2 separate regions of the Homo sapiens genome follow, and region 1 is linked to region 2. Evidence: chromatin contacts called from ENCODE Hi-C or POLR2A ChIA-PET data. All regions are on one chromosome and are shown on one strand. The core of a region is the stretch at or near the end of the contact, and the rest is flanking DNA. Distances in the headings are between cores, read along the strand shown.

Region 1 (4,949 bases), core at 27-2,526, 52 kb after region 2:
TGTTTGCATACCTGGCCAAATGGTTGTGTCTGTGGATGTGTGTGGACGGGGGCACAGGAACATTCTTTCCCATCAAGTAATCAAGTGTCCCCCAGCAAGCAGGCCTTGCTGTGGGGATGGAAGCACAGTTATTCTCAGATGACCAACCCGATTCTCCCACTTGAAGGGGTGGCTTCCCTCAGGTCCTGACCTGGTGGCGGGTAAAAAGGAAAAGACCTCTCATATCTAACCCAGCACACCAAGACCTCCTCTATCTCCTCTTCCCTGCCCAAGAAGTCCAGCTCCAGGATGCTCTCATGCAGCTTCCTTTGGAGCCTTAGGAGCTTCTCTGAGGTACTGGGCGCCTGAGGATGACCGGTGAATCTGAGAACTTCCCACAAGTCCCCCTAAGGACAGGGCAGCTAGAGCCCTCCCTGAGTGAACAGTTTGATGGGTTGCCAGAAGCAGAGGCCCCAGGAAGAGAGGCTGGAAGGTATCTTCCCTTTTCCTCTCCTTCTCCCACTTTGAGGCCCTGCCATAGCGTCTAGAAGGAGCCCTTTCCTGGCCTCCTGGCCGCCCAGGACAACTCGACCTCTGGTGAACTGGGAACTGATTCCCAGGGACAACCCACCACTGCCACCACGCCAGGCCTTTAGGGACCTCGGCCAGAGCCCAGCTTTCTCAGATGCGGTGGCCACAACTTCAGCCGTCCCTTTTGGGGGTGACTGCCACCTCTCAGAAGTGTAAGTGTCTTCCCCTTGCCCCCACCACACTATTCCACTTGCTTTGGGCCCCTATGGAGTTGCTGCTGGGGAATTCTTGCTGAGGATCAGGCCACAACCACCACGACTAACTTCGACAAACTTGATGTGTCTGCTGCCTCCAGAACACCAGGAGGCAGGAGCGCGCAGGGTTGACCCTTGCGGAATCCCGGGCATCGAAGCGGCGCCTCTACAGGCCAGCAGCGCCCAGGCGACCCAGGGACAGACGGGGACTCCTGGCTTCCCCGCGGGGCCTCCCAGGGCACCTGCCCAAGGCCACCCAGCGCGCGGCAGCCGAGACAGCGGAGCAGAGCCGGACCTCCCAGCCGTCGATGAAGGCGGCGACCGCCTAGGGCCTTCCCACGGCTCGGCGGCGCGTCACCGCGGGGGCGAGGGGGCGCCTGGGCGCCCGGAGCTGCGGCGCAGGAAAGGGCCCTGGGAAAGGGCGGTGGCGGCGCCCCCGAGGCGGGGCCGGGGCGGGGCCGGGGCGGGGCCTGACTTCCCGACTGGGAGCCTTAGCCGCGGGGCTGAGACCAGGCAGCCTGCGTTCGCCATGAAGCGACCCAAGGAGCCGAGCGGCTCCGACGGGGAGTCCGACGGACCCATCGACGTGGGCCAAGAGGGCCAGCTGAGGTAAGGGCCGGGATGCGGGGACCGAGCAGGCGGAGGGCGAGCGGGGTGGGGGTCGGCCCGACGGGCTCGCCGAGCAGGCGGGCCAGCCCTCCAGCACCGCCTGGGCAGAGGCAGGTGAGCGCGGGGGCCACAGGTGTCGGCGTAGGGGGCGTGTGCGGGCCGTGCCGTTACACGCACGAGTGCCTGGATCCTGCGCGCTCTCGGTCGTGCAGGGCTGGGGATGCTGGCAGGGAGGGAGAGTTCAGCTCGGGGGATCAGGTGGCTAGTGGGTTATCATCTATCTGTTGAAGTGGCCTAGGGGAGGCCATTGGCAGGTTTTCCCTGGAGATCTTAGAAAACTCTCATAGACTGATGGTACTCTGGCCCCTGTCTGGAATCTGCTGACGATGCAGAGTAACCCCATCCTTTCCCAATTTTACCCTAGTTTGGATGCAGTTTTCATGTAGTCCACAAATTATTTCAGGAAGAAGAAAATTTGTCCTCCTTTGAGCAAATTGGAGTTTGGATTTAGGGACTTAGTATTGAAGAAAATAATAAGCGACTTGCAAGGGCCTAGACTCTAATTCCAATGTTCCTCCTATCGTGCCCCCATACTGCCAGTGTCTTTCAGCTCCTGGTAGATAGTCTGACCTGCTTCAAACCTGTCGAACAAACTGCGCTTGTATAGTTCTGCTACCTCGCAGTTCTGTAAACTGTCTAAGCTTCAGTTTCCTTATCTGTTAAATGAGCATGAATAATAGAACCAACTTCATGGAAATATTGGGAAAACCAAATGAGGCAAAGTATGTCAAGGGCTTAGCACAGCACATGCCTAGGTACACACCATGTGATTCCCAGCACCCTGAAAGAGCTGCAGGGCTGACTGGGAGTCTGCAGACCTGGGTCCCAGCCCCAAATCTGCCACCAACTCACTATGTGGTCTTGGGCCATTGGTTTCCCTGACAGAGTCTGTCATCAGTTTCCCCATCAGTAAAACAAAGACAGCAGTGGAAAAGAAAGGGATATACTTCATCTCTCTTGGCTCATCTAGACTTGACTCTCTAGAACAGAATTGGAGGGGAATTCAGTTAATTCTTTCTTTCTTTCTTTTTGACATGGTCTCACTCTGTTGCCCATGCTGGAGTGCAGTGGCATGATCATAGCTCATGGCAACCTTGATCTCCTGGGCTTAAGTGATCCTCCTGCCTTGGCCTCCCAAAGTGTTGGGATTACAGACATAAGCCAGTGAGCCAGGCCCAGTTAATTCTTAGGGATGTTTTTGAGGACATTTTGTAATTTTAGTGCTCTCCAGTTTTCTGAGATCCAAGGATCCTGCCTCAGTCTCAAATCCCAGGAAAATGCCATAATAGATATTCCTCTTGCAGCCTGTACATTTGTTTTTAGGGAGTATAACACAACTCGCTATGCAACGTATTAGCCTTTCTTAATTGTTTAGCAGAAACTGCTATTTAGAAAAGCAGTTATCTTAGCCTGTGCCTGTTAAGGGCCAGGAAAGGGCACAGCACCACGTGGTGGTGGTGGAGCGGGGTCTCAAATTCAATGGCATTGGGTCTTCATAGATCAGAGGCACAAAATTGATGCCAGAGAACTAGGTTGATCAGAGCTGGCTTCTGTCCTCCACAAGTTTGCAGCCCAGTCAGTGACCTGCCAGGTCATAAAAACACCATGGACAGGATGGAAAGGAGACAGACTGTGGGCTGTGAGGGCACTTAAGCAAAGAGAGGTCACTCTTAATCAAAGATGGCAAGGAGGGCTTCTTGAAGATAGTAGCATCTGGGCAACTGCTTACATGAGGCATAAAGGATCAGTGGGCAGTTTTTTCCTATACATACAGCATTTCCTATATATACAGAGCCCATTTTTAGACACTGTTCTTAGAGGAGCAGACCCCTCTGAGGAGAGAAAGCAGCTGGACATCTGGCAGAGGCTGACTTATAGATGCCCCTTTGTAGCACTCACCAAAGGGCCCTTCCCCCAGCAGACATCAATGCTTCAATTCAGGGAGCACTGAACGATGCCTGCTGTGGCCCAGACCCTGGGCTGGGCATAGGGGGCCCAGATGTATCCTGCTCAGCCTCTGCCCTCAGGGAACTCTCAGGGAAGAAGAGCTTCATGTACAAAGAAAGCAGATAAACACTGACAAAGGCCGCAGGACGGAGGCAGCCAGCCTCTCGGGGTCAGGGGCAGGGCGCAAAACCCCCACACTCAGAAACGTGAGAGTAAAGAGCAGGGTGTGTTCCACCATCACTGTGGCATCTGCCTGGTGGCAGTCCTGCCACATCTGTGAAACTCACCCACAGAGCTCTCATCTCAACCTGGCCCCATGACGCAGGATGAGTCCAAACTGAGAGTACAGCCTCTCCTCTCCCTCTGCAAACATCTAATGAGCACCTGCCACATGTCAGACACTGGATCAGGGTCCTGTTCCTGCACAATATAAGGTGGTGGTCTTGGAGTCAGATAGACCTGAGTTTGAATTTTACCACCATTAACTTTGGCCAGTGACTTTTACCCCTTTCTGAACCTCAGTTTTCTCGCGTTCAAAATGGGAATACATTAGCACTCCTGCCTCGCAGGATAAGGTTTGATGAAGTAACATACATAAAGTTACATAGCTCCCTGCTTTGGCACAAAGTAACTTCCAATAAACGTTGCTGTCAAAGCGGTCACCATTCAGTTGGGGGGCAACATATTTATGAGACAGCATGGTCTAATGAAAAGACCGGAAGTGTGAAGACTGGACTTACTGGAGTGATTCTTAACTCCAGTGTCTCTGTCACTCCACCTGTAAAATGATTATTTTTCCTAAATGTGAAATGGCCCAAAAAATACTTCACTTACAGTGCTATTGTGCAATAAATTAGACAAATGGATGTGGAAGTGCAGTATAGAACAAAAAGCACTGGCTCTGAGATCTACATGACGGGATGATGTATATATGGGGTGCACTGGCAAAAGCCCCAGATTAAAAGCCACTAGAGGCCGGGCACGGTGGCTCACGCCTGTAATCCCAGCACTTTGGGAGGCTGAGGTGGGTGGATCACGAGGTCAAGAGATCGAGACCATCCTGGCTAATATGGTGAAACCCCATCTCTACTAAAAATACAAAAAATTAGCTGGGCATGGTGACACGTGCCTGTAGTCCCAGTTACTTGGAAGGCTGAGACAGGAGAATCACTTGAACCTGGGAGGCGGAGGTTGCAGTGAGCTGAGATTGTGCCACTGCACTCCAGCCTGGGTGACAGAGTAAGACTCTGTCTCAAAAAAGAAAAGAAAAAAAAAAAAAAGCTACTAGAGTAGACCTGGCTGTAGTTCCGATTTTCCTCTAATTTGCTGTGTGGCCTGGGGAAGATCCCTTCCCCTCTGAGTTTCCTTATTTTACAAATGGACTCAGTTCTCTCTGAGATTCCTTCATTTGGGACATTGTGATTCTGCCTTTGGCTGACACAAAATGATTAGGGTCATCTGCAAGGGTTCCACGGGGGAGTTCCCAGGGGAAGTCAGCACTGAGGGTGGTCAGGACCACCTGGAAAGCTTCCCCCCATAAGAGACCGCCCCAGAATTCTGGCTAGGAGC
Region 2 (5,263 bases), core at 2,298-4,797:
AGGTGTTTGCCAAGACTCCAAGCCTGAGAACAGTAAGGCCATGACAAAGCCCCAAAACTTAAGCCACATTCCTCTGGCTCATAATAGTGGAAATCCCAACTCAATTCTGGATGCTACCCCTTCTCAGGAACACAAGTCAGCCAGTGGTTAAGAGTGTGGGCTCTGAAGTCAGACCTAGGTGGGAATCCCAGCTCTTTGACTAACGAGCTGTGTTACAATGGACAAGTTGTCTAACCTTTCTGAGGCTCCATCCTGTGCCATGAAATAAAGTAATGAAACAAGGGCTGAAATTCAGTCCCTATGCACTGTACAGCTAAACTGGTTATTAAAACATAAAAGTACTTCCAAATTGATTGGTAAACAGCCATAGCCTTTGACTCCTTACTATGCTTGCTTCTCCCTGCCTGCCTGACTGATCCAATAACCTAAGTGTTAACTCTTGGCAGAACAGAGAGCTACTAAGACCTTGATCTAGCACTAAGGCCAGTATCCATTCTGATTGATAACGCTCATGCCTGAATGGAGTGTTAGATATTTTTAATATCATCCCTAGTAGTGGTCATCTTCTGGATTAAGTAAGATGATGCAGATAAAGGACTTGGCAGATAGTCTGGTACACAGTGAGGCAATTCAGTCAATGTCAGCTGTTATTGCTTTAAACATCAAACTGAAGGGAACAGAGGCAGGGTCCAATATCAGGGCCTCAAAGTTGAGTATGATGAACAGGTGAAGCTGGGTTATGACTGGCAGTTCAGGAATAGTCACATGGCCCCAAGATGATTCATGGGTGAGGCTGCATGGGTAGTCATGCCTGGAGGATAGGATGGCCAGGAGAAGCCACACTCTGGCCCCCTTGCAGTTCAGGAGGGCTGCTGCTTTTTTTTTTTTTTTTTTTTTTTTTTGTGTGTGTGTGTGTATATCACTCTGTTGCCCAGGCTGGAGTGCAGTGGCGTGATCTCAGCTCACCGCAACCTCTGCTTCCTGGGTTCAAGCGATTCTCCTGCCTCAGCCTCCTTATTTTTGTATTTTTGTATTTTGTATTTTTAGTGGAGGCAGGGTTTTGCCATGTTGGCCAGGCTGGTCTCAAACTCCTGACCTCAAGTGATCCACCCGCCTCAGCCTCCCAAAGTGCTAGGATTACAGGCATAAATCCTGGGTGTGAGCCCAGGAGGGCTTCTTGTTTTCACTACTTCTAGTTTACTGTACTGCTGGAATCCCATATCTTGTTCACCTGAGACAGAAGGGCTGCCCAGGAGGCTGGATTTTGCCTTTCTAATACCTTGGGGAATCAGAAACAAATATTCCAATCTAAGGTCCTTACCCTTAAGGACTTGAAGGACCATAAGAAGAGGCAGTATTGTGTACTGATTAGGAGTGTGGGCTCTGAGGCTAGACTGCTGGGGTTCAAATCCCAGCACTGGAGCTCTCTTTACTAGCAATGTGAACTTGGGTCAGTCACTTAACCGCTCTGTGCCTTGATTTCCTCATCTGTTAAGTAGGAGTAATAATAGAACCTGCCTCACAGAGCTCTTATGGGGAATAAATTGAGTAACTTATTCCCAATTTATATTATATGGTAACATATAATATGCTAGAATAGCACCTGACACAAAGTAAGCTCTCGATACACATTAGCTATTGTTAAGGGGCTCAGGACTCTTAAGTGGAGCAGTCAGATTCATGTCCACATACTTCTGTCCAAGGGACAGTCTTTCTTCACCCACCTGGTTGAAAATTTCCCCCTGCTCCTCTGGACCTCTTGAGCCAGCTCCCACATTTCACAGACTGGGAGGCCCAGAATGAGAAGGGTTTTGCCCACGGTCGTAAATGGAATCATTGGCAAAAATGAGACTCAATGTTAGCAATATGAACTTGGGTCAGTCAATGTTAGGGTTTCAGATACCACTTCTAGTAACCTGTGCTGCCTCTCCCCACTTCTTCACGCCTTGGATTATGGTTAACTGTGAGCAAGGGGGGTTCTCGCTCATCTCTGGGTCCCCAAGACCCAGAGCTGAGAAGGTATCAGAGAAGTGAAAGAGTTAGAGCTTCAAACACCTGTCTTTCATGAGTCACCAACCCATAGTGCCAAGGACGCGCCTTCTCCTACAGCTGCAGGTTCCTTGGAGCCCTCAGCCCCCGCTAAGGCCGCAGAGAGAAGGCATAGTCCGCAGCCTCGAAAATGGTAGAGCAAAACCGTTTCAAGGGGCAACGGGACAGGTCCTAAAGAAAAGGGACGTCCACGGGTTCCTCCCCCAGCGAGCCTGGCCCAGGCATTTCTGGGACCAGCTCCAGAAGCCTCGCCCCCACTCGCGGCAGGTCTGACCCCATCCTCCATCGCCCCGCCCAGCCCACCTCTACCTTCGCCGCGCGGACAGAAGCCCCGCCTCTCACCGCTGCTCTTCAGCGTCCGCGCTCCGATTAGGCCAATCCCCAGCCGTCCGCCCCGACTTTCGACAGATCCTTAGAAGTCCCTGCCCCGCACGTGGCCCAGCCCGGGGATGTCTGGCTCCCCTTTTGCCCCCAGTTTGGCTTAAAAGGGTTCCTTCCCACAGCCTTGTGTCAGGAGCTCTCAGACGCCAGTGCAGCCCAGGCGGCCGGCCCGGGCTGTGGGGAGACCCCCAAGTGCGGGGAGGAGGTGTTGCCGGGGCCCTGAAAGCTTCCAGACCCGCTCAGTGTAAACCGCCTCGGGTTTGTGTCAACATCCGAGGCCGGAGACTGGCGGCGGCTGGGGACCGGCTCCGTCTGCGGGACGGGAAAACGGGAGGGTGGGGAATGGAGGATCCATGGCTAGGCATAGGGGTCCTTCGGGGGAGAACGCGAGAGGCCTCTTGGGGGTCCATGAGAAAGGAGGAGGGCCCGTCTGGGGAGGGACCGGAATGAAGGGCCAGAGGGGTGGCTGGAGGGAACCCACGACTAGCGCGGGGCTAGGTAGAGGCTGGGACTTCGCCACCCATACCGCGCTCTCCGCGCGCAACCAGCACCCTCCTCTCTGCCCCACGGCGTGAGGGGAGTGGATGCGTGGGGAGGGGGGACGCAGAGATGTGGACTGCTGACCAGCCACCTCCTCCCTCTCCCACCCAGCTCCTCCCCAGCTCCTCTTTGGCCCCTCCCAATTTCGGGTGGGATATGGGTGTGGGGGGGGGTCTCATCTTGTGACTCATCCCCTCTTCCGCCCCCACCCATGCTGGGGCCCAGGAAAGGAAGCTTAGAGATTCGGCTGTGGTTCTCCCGTTTCCATAGCAACGGTGAGGTTGTTTTTGAGAATCCACTTTCATCGTCGACCCTTTCCACCCCAGACTTGTAAGCCGGGGGCTGAGCCTCAGGGCAGGGGTGCAGATGGGGGTGCAGCCCTCCCGCTTCCCGGCGACTCCGGGAAGGTCAGCGCGGGCAGGCGGGGCGCGCTCCTGCGGCCGGGCCTCGCCGGCCACCCGGTCCCCACCTGAAACCCCGCCTGCCACTCCGCTCCAGAGGAGCCAATAGCCGTGCAACCTGCCCGGGATGGGGCGGGGCTTATGCAAATAGTGTCGCCTTCGGGAGGCACATAGTGATACAAGAGCTGGAAGGCGGCTCCGGCGCAGACCTTGGAGAGCACAGCTGCCGGCCCGCGAGCCAGCCTCGGTTCCCGCGGCCCGCCGAGGCTCGGAGCCATCCAGCGACCCGGCGACCGGCCTCAGGTAATGCGAGTGGGACCGGGTCCTCAAGGCAACAAACCCACCGGGCGGAGGCCCTGGCCCCCTCCCCCTCCACTCTCCCTTCCCATCCTCATGTCCTGCCCTGATTCACCTCCCTGACCCGTGGTTCCGCCTTAGGCGGCAGCAACTGAAGAGCCCACCCCTGGGCAGGAGACCCCCCACCTCAGTCCAGGCCCATGGGTGCAGAGAAGGAGGCAGAGCCGCCTACTTATCCCCAGCTCAGGTGAGAACAACCATTGCTATGGCCCCCAACATACACGCGCGCAAACACACATACACACACAGATGCACACACACACATCTGGGGGTGTGGTGGCGCTGGTGCTAGCTGGAGGCGCTGGTCACCCTCCCTCCTGTTTGGATATGGGTTGTCTGCCCAGCACCATGGCAAACTCCCACCTCCACGGATAGCCCCTAGCCACTTCTCATCAGGGAGCCCCTGCCCCCAAAGACAGCCTCCCCCTCCACAGAGCGCTCCCTCCTTGTTGTCCCCAGACACTGTCCCCACATCCCACCCCTCAAGCTGACAGAGCCCACAGCATACCTGAGGGGGGGACAATCCCCCTTCCCCAGTTTTTCTCCTCACAGTCTCGACAGCCCTCCCCAGTGGCCCCCAGTGCTAGGCAGAGGCCCCATATTTGGCATCTCTCATCCTGGCGGGAGGATGAACCAAAGACACCACCCCCAGCAGACCACCCATACCGTCAGTCCAGTTGCTGCCAAGGCCCCAACCTCCATACCTCCTCCCTCCCCCCTCACAGCCAGGCACCAAATCCTCTCATTCTGCCTGTCAAATGTCTTTCTAATTTGTATGACTATTTGCTCCCTCTCTCCCACCTTCCTGCTGCTCCGTGGGGACCTTGCCAAGGTGCCATGTGGGCTGTATTGCTCTTGGCCCTAAAGTGAACTATACCTGGAGGGCAGATGAGCTGGGTTCAAATCTTGTACAGCCAAAGTTTGACTTTGGCCAAGTCACTCCCCTCTCTGATCCTTCATGAAAATGGGGAGAGGTATAACAGAGAGGGTAGACTGGGTGAGATGAACTTGAACAGCCTTCTGGCACTGAGACACTCTGGTTCTATGGCTGATTATGGAAAAACAGGATCCTGAACCAAGAGGACATTAAAGAGAGGAGACCTGAGGGGGGCGGGGTTGGTTTAGAACTCACTGAAGACACATTCCTTCTTAACCAGCCTAGGTACAGGCTACCTCCTCCCACACATTCTCCAGGCCCCTTCTATTAGGAGTCCCTCCTAGACCACCAGCCCATCCTGACATGGACAGCTCCAAATTGTAGGTGGCCAGCTGGGATTACTCTTTGTTTGTCATCCCCTGCCTCTCATTAAGAAGAAGAGGGAAAAGACCTGGTTGCTGCTGCTATTGCTGCTGCTTGGGGAAGAGCAAAGGGAGGAGAGGAAAGAGAGAAAAAATCTCCTGACCAGGGAGCTATTGTCACCATGGCAACCACCTCAGTACCAGCTCCTCTGAAGCTGGGTGAGGGTGTGGGATTATTGCCTCCTTCAGTCCCTCCCATTCAAAGCCTCAGCCACCTCTCCATTCAAAGCCCACAG

Evidence for each region. A loop is a pair of places that touch in the nucleus more often than their neighbours do. ChIA-PET counts read pairs that join two places held with the same protein, here RNA polymerase II (POLR2A). Pooled maps may share reads with other maps.
Region 1: a loop to region 2 is called in a map with no recorded cell type, with 4 times the contacts of the local background. The contact joins the promoter of HEYL here to the promoter of HPCAL4 in region 2. A Hi-C loop is called at or near these places in 1 of 37 single-sample maps with no recorded cell type and 1 of 50 pooled maps. POLR2A ChIA-PET finds 5 or more read pairs at or near these places in 5 of 52 experiments (PC-9, T-cell, WTC11 and 1 more).

What each region holds. Positions count from the first base shown.
Region 1 is chr1:39,635,970-39,640,918 of GRCh38, reverse strand. HEYL (hes related family bHLH transcription factor with YRPW motif like) reads left to right here and starts at 1,276. Exons shown (of 5, transcript NM_014571.4): 1 at 1,276-1,373. The coding sequence starts at 1,294. RefSeq lists silencers at 920-1,309, 1,430-1,499.
Region 2 is chr1:39,689,717-39,694,979 of GRCh38, reverse strand. It overlaps HPCAL4 (hippocalcin like 4), which reads left to right and starts at 3,547. Exons shown (of 4, transcript NM_016257.4): 1 at 3,547-3,674. RefSeq lists an enhancer at 2,578-3,168 and silencers at 3,241-3,470, 3,691-3,770, 5,045-5,263.